2 separate regions of the Mus musculus genome follow, and region 2 is linked to region 1. Evidence: chromatin contacts called from ENCODE Hi-C or POLR2A ChIA-PET data. All regions are on one chromosome and are shown on one strand. Each heading gives the region's core, a stretch centred on a gene start or an enhancer-like site at or near the end of the contact. The rest is flanking DNA. Distances are from core to core; before and after follow the strand shown.

Region 1 (5,474 bases), core at 2,924-5,423:
TTTACAACATTGGTCTTGTGTGATAAGCCTGTTGTGTCTGATAACCCAAGGGACAAGGGGCCAGCCACTCCAGATGTGCCCCACCCAGATGACCTTATAGGCTTCAAGCTGTTCCTGCCTGAAGGTGAGGTGAGAGGCAGGCAGTGCCTGAGCCACAGTGAGGCCTGAGTCATGTCGAGGCCTGGCCTGACCGGAGTCACTTCCCAGGGCCCTGTGAGCACACCGTGGCCAAGCTCCAGCCAGGAGATGTGGCTGCCATCTCTACCAAAGTGCTCCGGGTGAATGGGGAGAAGATCTCTGAGGACTTTAGCAAGAGGCAGCAACCAAAATTCAGGTCAGAGGCTTATTCCATGGAGAATGTACCATGAGTATGTATGTAAAAAGGGCCCGTGAAATGGGGTGTTGGAGGGACTTCCTCAGCCTGAGGGCAAAGCCTCTTGGCTCAGATCACAAAATCTGTCCCCCCTTCAGAAAGGACCCTCCCCTTGCGGCTGTGACCACTGCTGTTCAGGAGCTGCTGCGTCTGGCTCAGTCCTATCCAGCAGGACCCCCAACCCTTGACCCTATCAACGACCTGCAACTCAAGGATGTGGCAGTGGTAGAAGGTGGGCTCCGGGCCCGGAAGCTGGAGGAGCTGATCCGCGGGGCTCAGTGTGTGCACAGCCCCCGGTTTCCTGCCCAGGTAGCTCCTAGGCAGAGCCAGCTCCAAGTCCCCCAACCCTATGCCCAGTGCACTTGTGCTGAGGGCGAGGGGTGGTAACGGTCACTGCTGTGGCTTTTCTCAGTACGTGAAGCTGCGGGAGCGAATGCAGATTCAGAAGGAAATGGAGAGGCTGCGCTTCCTCCTGTCTGACCAGTCGCTGTTACTGCTCCCTGAGTACCACCAGCGTGTAGAGGTAAGTGGGCAGGATGGGTGTGTGAGGTTAGGGAAGCTCAGGGAGACAGCAGGCTCCCCAAACCTCCCCCTTCTGTGCAGGTGCTCCGGACTCTGGGCTATGTGGATGAGGCTGGCACAGTGAAGCTGGCAGGCCGAGTGGCCTGTGCCATGAGCAGCCATGAGCTGCTCCTCACTGAACTCATGTTTGACAATGCACTGAGCGCTCTGCGACCAGAGGAAATCGCAGCTCTGCTCTCTGGCCTGGTGTGCCAGAGCCCCGGGGACCCTGGCGACCAGCTCCCAAGTACCCTCAAACAGGTAGGGGCCATCACCCCTCTCCTGGATTATACATTGCCACCCCCACCCCTCCACCCTCTTCTCAGTCTTGGTAAAGGCCTCCCACAGTGTGTCTGATCTCCTCCTCAATAGGGGCCTCCCTGGTCCTGATGCTGGAGGTCTTAACCCTTCCTTCCTCCTCTGCAGGGGGTAGAACGAGTCAAAGCTGTGGCCAAGCGGATTGGCGAGGTTCAGGTGGCCTGTGGCCTGAACCAGACAGTGGAGGAGTTTGTGGGAGAGCTGAATTTTGGGCTGGTAGAGGTTGTGTATGAGTGGGCTAGGGGTATGGTAAGTGCCGGGTTTGGCAGTTGGCTGGTTGGGAGAAGCCATGCAAGACCTGGCACATTTAGTCTTCACTCTGCTCTTCCCATAGCCCTTCTCCGAGTTGGCAGGGCTCTCAGGGACCCCTGAGGGCTTGGTCGTCCGCTGCATCCAGCGTCTGGCTGAGATGTGTCGCTCGCTTCGAGGAGCAGCACGTTTGGTGGGTGAGCCTGTGCTGGGTGCCAAGATGGAGACGGCAGCCACCTTGTTACGGCGGGACATCGTCTTCGCAGCCAGCCTCTACACCCAGTAAAGGATGTGTGGATAGAAATGTAACAATAAGCTGGGTTGTAGTAGCAGCGAAGGGGCAGATAAATCTCTTTGAGTTTGATGCCAACCATGTTTTGAAAAAACTAAAAACAAACAAAAAAAACCCCCTAAAAACCCAAAAATATAAATAAAGAGCAAACCAGAGTGCTTGGAGTATGGTAACTTGGAACAGAGGTGACTCCATTCAGACACAGCAAGAGACCCACTTAGAAACACGCCTTTATTATCTGCACGGAGCCCAGACTTGTCCTCAGTCCTTGGGAGAGGGAGTCTTTGAGAGTGGTGGGAGGTCTTGGGTCATAGTCTCCACATACCATGAGGGCAGGAAGGCATAGGGTGCGTCACGATGGACAGACACAGTGACAGGGCCACCAGGTTCCCAGGAGAAGAGGTGGACAAGCCTGTGGAAGACAGAGGTGTGGGGTGAAGCCAGAGATTGAGCCGGGATCCAGAGGCAGTGCACAAACATGAAGGCCTTACCTGGGATCGTCCTGGACTACTGTGCTCTGGGCAAAGCTAAGGAAGGCAGCACAGAAGTTCATGCACACAGAGGGATTCCAGCCTTCTCGGTCATTCTGGAGGGGGCACAAGAGGCAGAAGACTGGGGGTGGAAAGAGGAAAAGGCAGGTGGCAAAGGGGCACTGGGTCTGAGGACTTGGTACAGGGGGTGGGGAAACAGATGGCCACTCTGACACCTGCCTTACCCTGACATTTTCAAACATCTCCATGGTAGGAAAGGTCTTTAAGGAACAGACGAAACCTTCTGGGTTCCGGAAGCCGGCAACAACATGTGGGACCCCCGGGAGGAACGACTGAGCCCACCATTTCAGCAACTTGTGTCTGACGGGAGAGGCAAAGGGTCAGCAGGACCCTCCACCCCCCCCAACCCCCCCCAACCCCCCCCCAACCCCCCCCCCCGTCAGTCCCGGCCCCGGCCAGAACCTGTAAAAGCTCCTCCACTGGCCAGGGCTGTGCATCTCCTTGGATGTCTTGAGCTCCACGTAGCAGGAGGGAGGCTGTGTGCAAGGAGCCTGGGGGTTCAGGCAGTCTACCTCCCCGGAGAACAGGAGAGGGTGGTTTCCCAGGCGGCTGCGTAGCACAGAGCAGTAGGCCACGTTGGTGTTAACTTCCCCAGAGGGGTCTGGGGAGCCTCCGGGTTTGTCTGCACAAGAAGAGAAGGCAGCAGCAGAGGAAGGGGATCTCGACCTCTGTGGAAGGGGAGAGGGACCGCACGGCTGCGACGACTCTCACCTGCGCACATGTACTGCTCAAATTTGTAGCCCATGTACATGAGCTCCCGGAGGAGGGGTGGCCGTGCAAGCCTCTGGGCCCGAGCAGCCGGGGTCTCCACCTCACTTAGGTACAGTGTCCCTTGGAACCGGGAGGCTGCCAGCTGCCAGCCCTCCTGCCGCTCATACGGCGTGGTCAGCAATTTTGTCAGGTGCCCTCTCCATGTCACCGTGGCCCCTGCCAGCCAGCCGGGACCCCTGGGAGGGAAGAATGCGGGGTTTATGGTCTGACTCGAGTTTTACTTCTGTTGACTCAAAGTCCCCACTAAAGACCATTTGGCTTTCCCAACTTCAGAAGAGAAAGCCGGGTCACCAGGTCAGCTTCTGCGTTGCACCGGGCTCACCCCTCCAGCTGGTTCCGGTGTTCCAGGACCCAGCGCAGCAAATGGTCCAACCTCTCTTGGACTTCCTCGTCCCGGGGCTGGTATCGGTCAGGGTATCCATCTCTGAGGTCAAAGTCCGGGCCTGGGCCGTTGATGGGAGGGGGGCTGTAGTAGCGGAGGGCTCGGGCATCTCCATGGTACTGGCGTTGTGCGTCCAGGGAGAAGCAGCCCAGTTCGGATGGACGCCGGTAGAACGGGAAGGGTCCCGAGTACAGAGAGGGCTGTGTCCGCAGTAAAGGGACTGCCCGGGGGAGTTTGTGCAAAGGCTTTTCCACCTCTGTCTTCTCCGCTTTTCTCTTAGTCCCTCTGGGTTCCATGAGGTCCTGCGAGGAAAGCGTTTCCAGTGGATAAGGAGCGAGTGAGCTTCCAGGTTTGGGCTCTGCGTGTCAGGAGCCGGGCGCCTCGTTCCCACCCACGGACCAACGAACGCGGCGAGCTTGAGGAGTTTGGGGGTTGAAGCTAAGACTTGGTTACCTCAAAGCTCCCCACCCTGACCGACCTCCACCTCCTCGAGGCTACGGCGTCAGGGCCGCACGTCAGAAGCCGGAGAAGGATGCAAACACGGAGTTGCTGTTTCTGATGACGCTCTCATCCGCCCTCAGCGTCGGAGTGGGCGAGGTCCGTCTGCACCGGAGCGGGAACCCAGGCGGGCCACTCGCGCCTCGGCGCGCCCCAGTGAGCGCTCTGGTCGGGAGCCAATCAGCAGCGGTGCGGGCGACGGAAGTGAGGCTGCCTTCGTCATCAAACTCAGACGACCAGCCAGAGGGCCCGTCGTCATTATTCTGTGCCGGAAGACGCGGTCTTCGGGACTCCTTTCCCGGAATCCTGAAATCCGGGTTATGAATCGCAAGAGACGGCTCCTGGCGTCTGAGGCTTTTGGGGTGAAGCGGAGGCGGGCGCCGGGGCCCGTGAGAGCGGATCCTTTAAGAACAAGAGCAGGTAACCATGGCAACCTGGGCGCGGAAAGCCCGAGGGTATCCACCCTTGGAGGAGGGGGGGGAGGAGGAGGAGGAGGAGGAGGACCTAGGGTAGTAACCATGGCAACCCAGGCGCTGGGCAGCGACTCTGAGGGCTGGGGCGTCCGAACCTCCGCGCTGTCTCCACCCTCGCTCTCCACCCGGACCTGACCACGCGCTTGCTCCACCACAGGCTCGGCGCGCGAGGCCATCGAGGAGCTCGTGAAGCTGTTTCCCCGGGGGCTGTTCGAGGATGCGCTGCCGCCCATCGCGCTGAGGAGCCAAGTGTACAGTCTGGTGCCAGACCGGACGGTGGCCGACCTACAACTGGTGAGCACCTTGGAGACCTTTGGCGTGTCCCCCCCCCACCAGCCCCGGCCCTCCGACCCGCAGCCTCGAGGGCACTCGCCAAGTCCCTGTCGCTCAGACACTCAGTCGTCCGTCAGCAGGCGTTAGGCCAAGGCAAATGCAGAGCAAATCCCAGGGGTTTGGAACTGCAGGCAGATGTCACATCTGACAGGTGATGGCTGTTAGAGAAGGTTAGTGAGCGCGGACAAAGGTGTACTGAAGGTCACCGGTGAGAGAGATTGACTGAAGGAGAGAGATGAGTCTAGTGTTAATTCCCAGATTTCCCAAGTGATCAGTTAGTGATTAGGGGATTGACTAGAGGAGGGAGGCACCGAGTAGCTGCTTGCCTGATGTGCGTACACTGAGTTGCAGATTATAGATGTATGAGACAGTGGGCTATGACGCTGCAGATCATTCTAGGCTGTGGTGCACAAGGCATAGGGGCTAAATGAGATACTTAGGGAGACTAGAGGAGTGATGTAACCTCGTGGCCAAGTTTAGAAGGCGATTGAAAGCCAGGGCCATGTCTCTTCACACAAAAAAAATCCACAGTGGGCAGATTTCAGTCTCTGTTTTATAGGAACTCTCAGACCTCTGCCTGAGTTGAAGGTCAGAACACTGTGAACGGCTCTCTGCTGCTACATACCTCTCTGGGCTCCTTTTAACTAGGGCAGTTCCTCCTTAGAGGCTGTCA
Region 2 (4,972 bases), core at 1,562-4,061, 58 kb before region 1:
TTTATGGAAAACAAAAACTAAAACCCCAAACTCCAGAAAAAATCCTAAAAAATAGTTTTCTTTAAAAATACTGTATGTCTCTACTCCTCTCCCTCCCCCCAACAGCCCTCCTTGTGTCCTTTTTTTCTAAGTGCCCTGCCCCCCCACCCCTCCGCTACTCACTGTTCTCGCTACTGTAGCCTAATGTCTCATTACCTACCCAGGTTGCCCACCGTGTTCTCTTACCTGGCACATATCATTTCATTTCCGGTGAGCCTTGTATCTACTTTCCCACTTCCCCAGCATGCAAAAATCTCCTCCCTTCCTTCTGGTACTTCATACATGTGTCGCCCTCCGCTCCCTTCTCCCTGTCATCTATTCTAACCAGGGGCAAGTAAGCTGCTTCCTGGCAATCCCCCTACAATTCCCACCCCCACCCCATCTCAAGAAACGCTAGAATCCCCCCCCCCCCCAGCCAGCTTTAGCCAGGAAAGAGCTGTTCTCCAAAACTTTCAACTTTGCCTTTTTTTTTTTTTCCCTCTCTTCCTCCACATCGTTTATGCACCTCTTCAAAAAAGAAATCTTTCTTTGGGATCCCACATTCCCTCAGCCTTATCAACCCTGTCTCCGGCTCCATCTTTTTCTTCTGCTCTTTGAGGCATGGTCTCTCTCTCTCTCCAGTCTTCCTCCCTCAAAATGTTTGCCTGCCCTCAAACCCCGCCCCTCCCCAATTCTGCCGGGCCCAGGACCGCCCCCAGCCTCTTGGCCTTTCAGCGGATGAGGACATTGATCTCAGCCACACCAGCTTCCAGCACGTTCTCAGCTGTGGTTTTGCCATGCTGCTCCTTGAGGTGCCGCCTAATGGCGGGCTTGTGGGCAAAGCGCACGTCACAGTAGGAGCACCGGTAGGGCCGGGCTCCTGAGTGCAGGTTGAGGTGATCGTGCAGTGTGGACTTCTGAGTAAAGCACTTGCCGCAGATGCCACATGAATGGGACTTGACACCACGGTGGACGTTCATGTGGCGGTTGAGGTTGCTGCTGTGGTTGAACTGCTTGCCGCAGCGTGGGCACATGAAGATGAAGTGTTGCGCACGCATGTGGAAGACCAGCTTCTCCACACCCTGGAACACTTCAGGGCATTTGGTGCATTTGATGTTCTTTAAGGGGTTTCCACTTGAGAAGCCCCCAGGCAGAGGTCCCCGGCTACCCCCTGCCCCCAGACTGCCCCCCGCCCCCCGGGCAGCCATGGCCACCGCTGCTGCTTCCACTAGGCCCGAGGTGGCCCCCACACTGGCCCGGCCTCCTGGGATCAACAACAGGCCTTCCCCTTCCGCGTCCTCTGACAGGCTGTAGCATGCCTTCACCACCCCTTGCGGTGGGGTAACAGTGTTGGGGGCCACACTACTCTGGGCCAGCTCTCCCAGGTGGCTGCTCACAGAGGCCCCGATACCCAGACCCCCGGCTAGGCTTCCAGGGGGTTTGAGCCGGTGTGCCACTTCTAGAGCCGACTCCACTTTGACGATGCAGATGTCAGAAACATCTTCATCTTCATCCTCATCCTCCTCTTCCGCCTTCAGCTCTAGGTCCTCATCCAGCGGAAACTCCAGCTTCACCGGTCGCAGGAGCGGAGGGGGTAGAGGAGGTGGTGGTGGGGGTTTTGGAGCTGGCTTTGGGGTCCTGGCTGGAGGGAGGAGGGACTTGGTGGCACTGACACTGCTTAGGAGGCTAGCCTCGCTGACCCCATCTTCTTTAAGGCCTATTTTGGGCTCAATGAACTGGCTAAGGGCGTTCCGGCATTTCTCCACTACATGCTCCATTTGCAGGTAGGAGGCTGCTGTCAGGTAGTTCACGATGTCCCTGACTGCGAACTCCAGGGCGCCTGTGTAGCAAGAGAGGAGCAAGTCCGCCACAATACGCGCGCTGTGCATCAGTGAGACCTGCAGCTCAGAACTGGGGTTCAGCAAGAACTGGTCCCGGAGGAACGGTGAGCAGGCGGCCAGGATGACCTTGTGGCCACGGAATTTGAGGCTGTCGGCCACGATGGTCACATCACAGAACCGCTCCTCTGCACGGAGCTGGTTCATGTTCCGCAACGTTGCGGCCTCGTGGCCAGGCAGCTGGAAGCGCAGGACTTCCACCCCAGAGGCCATTGTGGCGGGAGTGGACTGCCCTGGGTGGGAAGGAAACGAGTCAGAGACAAAGGTCTCTGGCTGTCGGAGGCCAAGGCTCCAGACCCCTCATCCCTACCTCCCTAGTCTTGGCGCGCCTCCCTCAGTTTCCCCAATTCCAAGGAGGCGCGGTCCCTCCGAGGAGGGAGGCGTGGTTCCCGGGGGCGGGGCAGCGGCGTCCACACCCCCCAGTCCCGCAGCCCGCGCGCCCACGGGAGAATGGATAAAGGGGTGGATGGGGGGAAAAAACCAGAGGATTGCAACTCTGGGGTGGCCCCCGGTTGCAGGTACTCCTCACCCGCCTCGCTCTAGCCTGGGCCGCGCTGCTGTGAGTCCCCCTTTTCACGTCCTCCCACCGCCCGGACAGGTCGTGCACGCCCCCCTCCCACGCGCAGATCTCCGTGGCACGCCCCCCCACCCAGACTCACGACCCTGGGTGCACGCGCCTCTCACCTGGCCCGGTTCCGCGTGCTGATTTTTCCCCCCTGGTCCCCCACCCCCCCGGGGCCAGCGACGCCCCCCACACACGGGCAGGGCCGGGGCAGCGCGCAGGCGCGGGGGTGCACGGGGTGCGCGCGCGGGCCGGCTCCGCGTGGGCGGGAGGGGGAGGGGCGGGGGCAGCTCGTGCCGAGTGTTCCAAGGCCCCGCGCAGCGCAGCGTCCTCGCGGACTCGGGGCGGAGGAAGAGGGGAGGGAATTAAAGGAGCAGGATTCCCCCTCCCCGACCCCCCTTTTCTCCCCCGGCACCCCCACGCGGTTAAAGGGCTGGACAGTCGGGCCTCCCCTTTGGCCAGGATTATTTGTCCGCCAGAGCGGAAATACGCTCCACACCGCCCCCTATTTCACGCTCCCCCTCCTCTCTGCCTCTGGGGCCCGCGGCCCGTCTGCGCGTGCGTGCCAAGGCCCGCGCACTCGGCCCCGCCCCCGGCTCCTAGAGCCCCCCTCCCGCGCCCCAGCGCGTCCCCGCTAGCCCCGCCTGCCCCGCGCCCCCCAGCGCGCGCGCTCCCCGGGAACTGCGCAATCTGCGCGGCCACCTGCTCTCCAGCAAGGCGTCACTCCCGCCCAGCTGTGCGAGTCAGGCCACCTCCCAGAGCCTTGGACCTGCCGGTGGCCTACCAATCTTAGGATCACTGCTGCCCTCGGGTGCATCCTCCGCTGAATGTGTGCACAGTTCCTCAGGCCACATTTCCAGACTTTTCCAAGTCTTCTGAAGCTGGTGCCCACTGTAGTCCTGATCTAAAAGAGAATTTCACTTTCCACAAAGCCTGATGAGCCAGCGCTTGCCCTCAGCTTGTCCGGCTTAGAGCACACGGTTACGTCAATCACACTCATTCTCCCTTCTATTTTATCCACTCTGACTTCTTGCCAAGGTCAAGAACCCCACTCATACTGTGAAAGATTAGTGCGTTTCACCTTCACTGTGTAATTAACCCTGGGACTAATCTTGCAAATTGTGCAATTATTTATATTGGTACTAATGTGCCATCTATAATTTTCTCTGCACCCACTCTGTCCTGTCCCAGAAGAGGAGATGCTCCCTGACCCTAGATACCCACTCTACTCCGGACTGGCTTTCTTTGCCACTCCAAAACTACCTTCAACACAACTTCAATGTGAGTACCTGTCTTGAAGGCTAGCCCACCAGCGCTTCTGTGCACCCCAAATACCCACACTGGCTTTAAAGAATAAAGTCCTCAGGGGGTGGCCGCTGTTGCCTGCAGGTTATATTTTTTTTATTACACCCTCCAGGAAGCTTCTCAATCCTGAGGATGCTCAACTGCTTGCAACCCGATGCCCCCCCCCCCCCCAAGACATCTTGAATACAGGAATTAAGTTATGTATGGGCTGTGTTTTGCAAATAAAAGTCAGACAATAAATGGCTGGGTGTTGACATCATTGGCTTTCAGCTGGACCTGCATCCGCCCATACAAAGTTCATTCCTGATTGAACCGAATTCTCACACCCAAGAGATGCTGTTCCCGGAGAAGGCGCAGACAGCCGCGAGGCAGTACCTTGGCTGTGGTCTTTCATGTTCCTTTTAGAATTCTCTGACTTGTACCCTCACCCAGCTCACTTTGTGGTCAGGTCGTGGATTTTAGGGGGAGTGTAGGCCATTGTGTCTGGTACACCTTGTTTAAAGCCACATTCACTGCCTACTGCACTAGAGTGAAGCCTTGGGCAAATCAGTTCTCTGAATCAAGATGTCTTTATCTTTGAACTCAAGGTTCTGAATGCTTACCAGGCTGATAGAGGGTTCTAGGGAGCCTCTTATACACTGAACAAACAAACACACACTGGATCTGTGGTAACACTGGTTTTTAATTTATTTATTCATTTATTTTTAGTGTCTTTGCTTTTATGAGAAATAGACTCTGGCAGTTTCTTTGTTTTCTTCTTTCTTTCATCCTTTCTTTCCTTTTTTTTTTTTTTTTTTTTAGCCCTGGCTATACTGAAATTCACTCTATAGACCAGCCTGGCCTTGAACTCAGACATCTGCCTGCCTTCCCCACTGCCTCTCTCAAGTCCTGGAATAGTCATGCCTCATCACCACTATGACAGTTTCAAAAGAATTTTCCTTTAAAAATTCTGTTCTCTTATCTCATTTTTTTCTTTTTCTCCTTACCAAACTTTTTTGTTGTTGATTTGTTTTTTGTTTTTGTTTTTTGTTGTTTTTTTTTTGAGACAGGGTTTCTCTGTATAGCCCTGGCTGTCCTGGAACTCACTTTGTAGATCAGGCTGGCCTTGAACTCAGAAATCCGCCTGCCTCTGCCTCCCCAGTGCTGGGATTAAAGGAATGTGCCACCACCGCCTACCAAACTTTTCAAA

The links. A loop is a pair of places that touch in the nucleus more often than their neighbours do. ChIA-PET counts read pairs that join two places held with the same protein, here RNA polymerase II (POLR2A).
Region 2: a loop to region 1 is called in a map of left cerebral cortex, with 2.0 times the contacts of the local background. The contact joins the promoter of Zbtb12 here to the promoter of Dxo in region 1. A Hi-C loop is called at or near these places in 1 of 37 maps with a recorded cell type or tissue (left cerebral cortex). POLR2A ChIA-PET finds 5 or more read pairs at or near these places in 1 of 5 experiments (Patski).

Annotation. Positions count from the first base shown.
Region 1 is chr17:34,835,718-34,841,191 of GRCm38, reverse strand. Dxo (decapping exoribonuclease) reads right to left here and starts at 4,173. Exons shown (of 7, transcript NM_001163770.1): 1 at 3,976-4,173; 2 at 3,438-3,799; 3 at 3,056-3,291; 4 at 2,747-2,966; 5 at 2,509-2,644; 6 at 2,285-2,379; 7 at 2,006-2,205. The coding sequence starts at 3,793. The coding sequence ends at 2,055. It overlaps Stk19 (serine/threonine kinase 19), which reads left to right and starts at 4,289. Exons shown (of 7, transcript NM_019442.3): 1 at 4,289-4,415; 2 at 4,626-4,762. The coding sequence starts at 4,316. It overlaps Skiv2l (superkiller viralicidic activity 2-like (S. cerevisiae)), which reads left to right. Exons shown (of 28, transcript NM_021337.2): 22 at 1-124; 23 at 208-334; 24 at 472-682; 25 at 786-896; 26 at 977-1,195; 27 at 1,361-1,501; 28 at 1,587-1,966. The coding sequence ends at 1,787.
Region 2 is chr17:34,892,398-34,897,369 of GRCm38, reverse strand. Zbtb12 (zinc finger and BTB domain containing 12) reads right to left here and starts at 2,811. Exons shown (of 2, transcript NM_198886.3): 1 at 2,601-2,811; 2 at 526-2,149. The coding sequence starts at 2,129. The coding sequence ends at 750.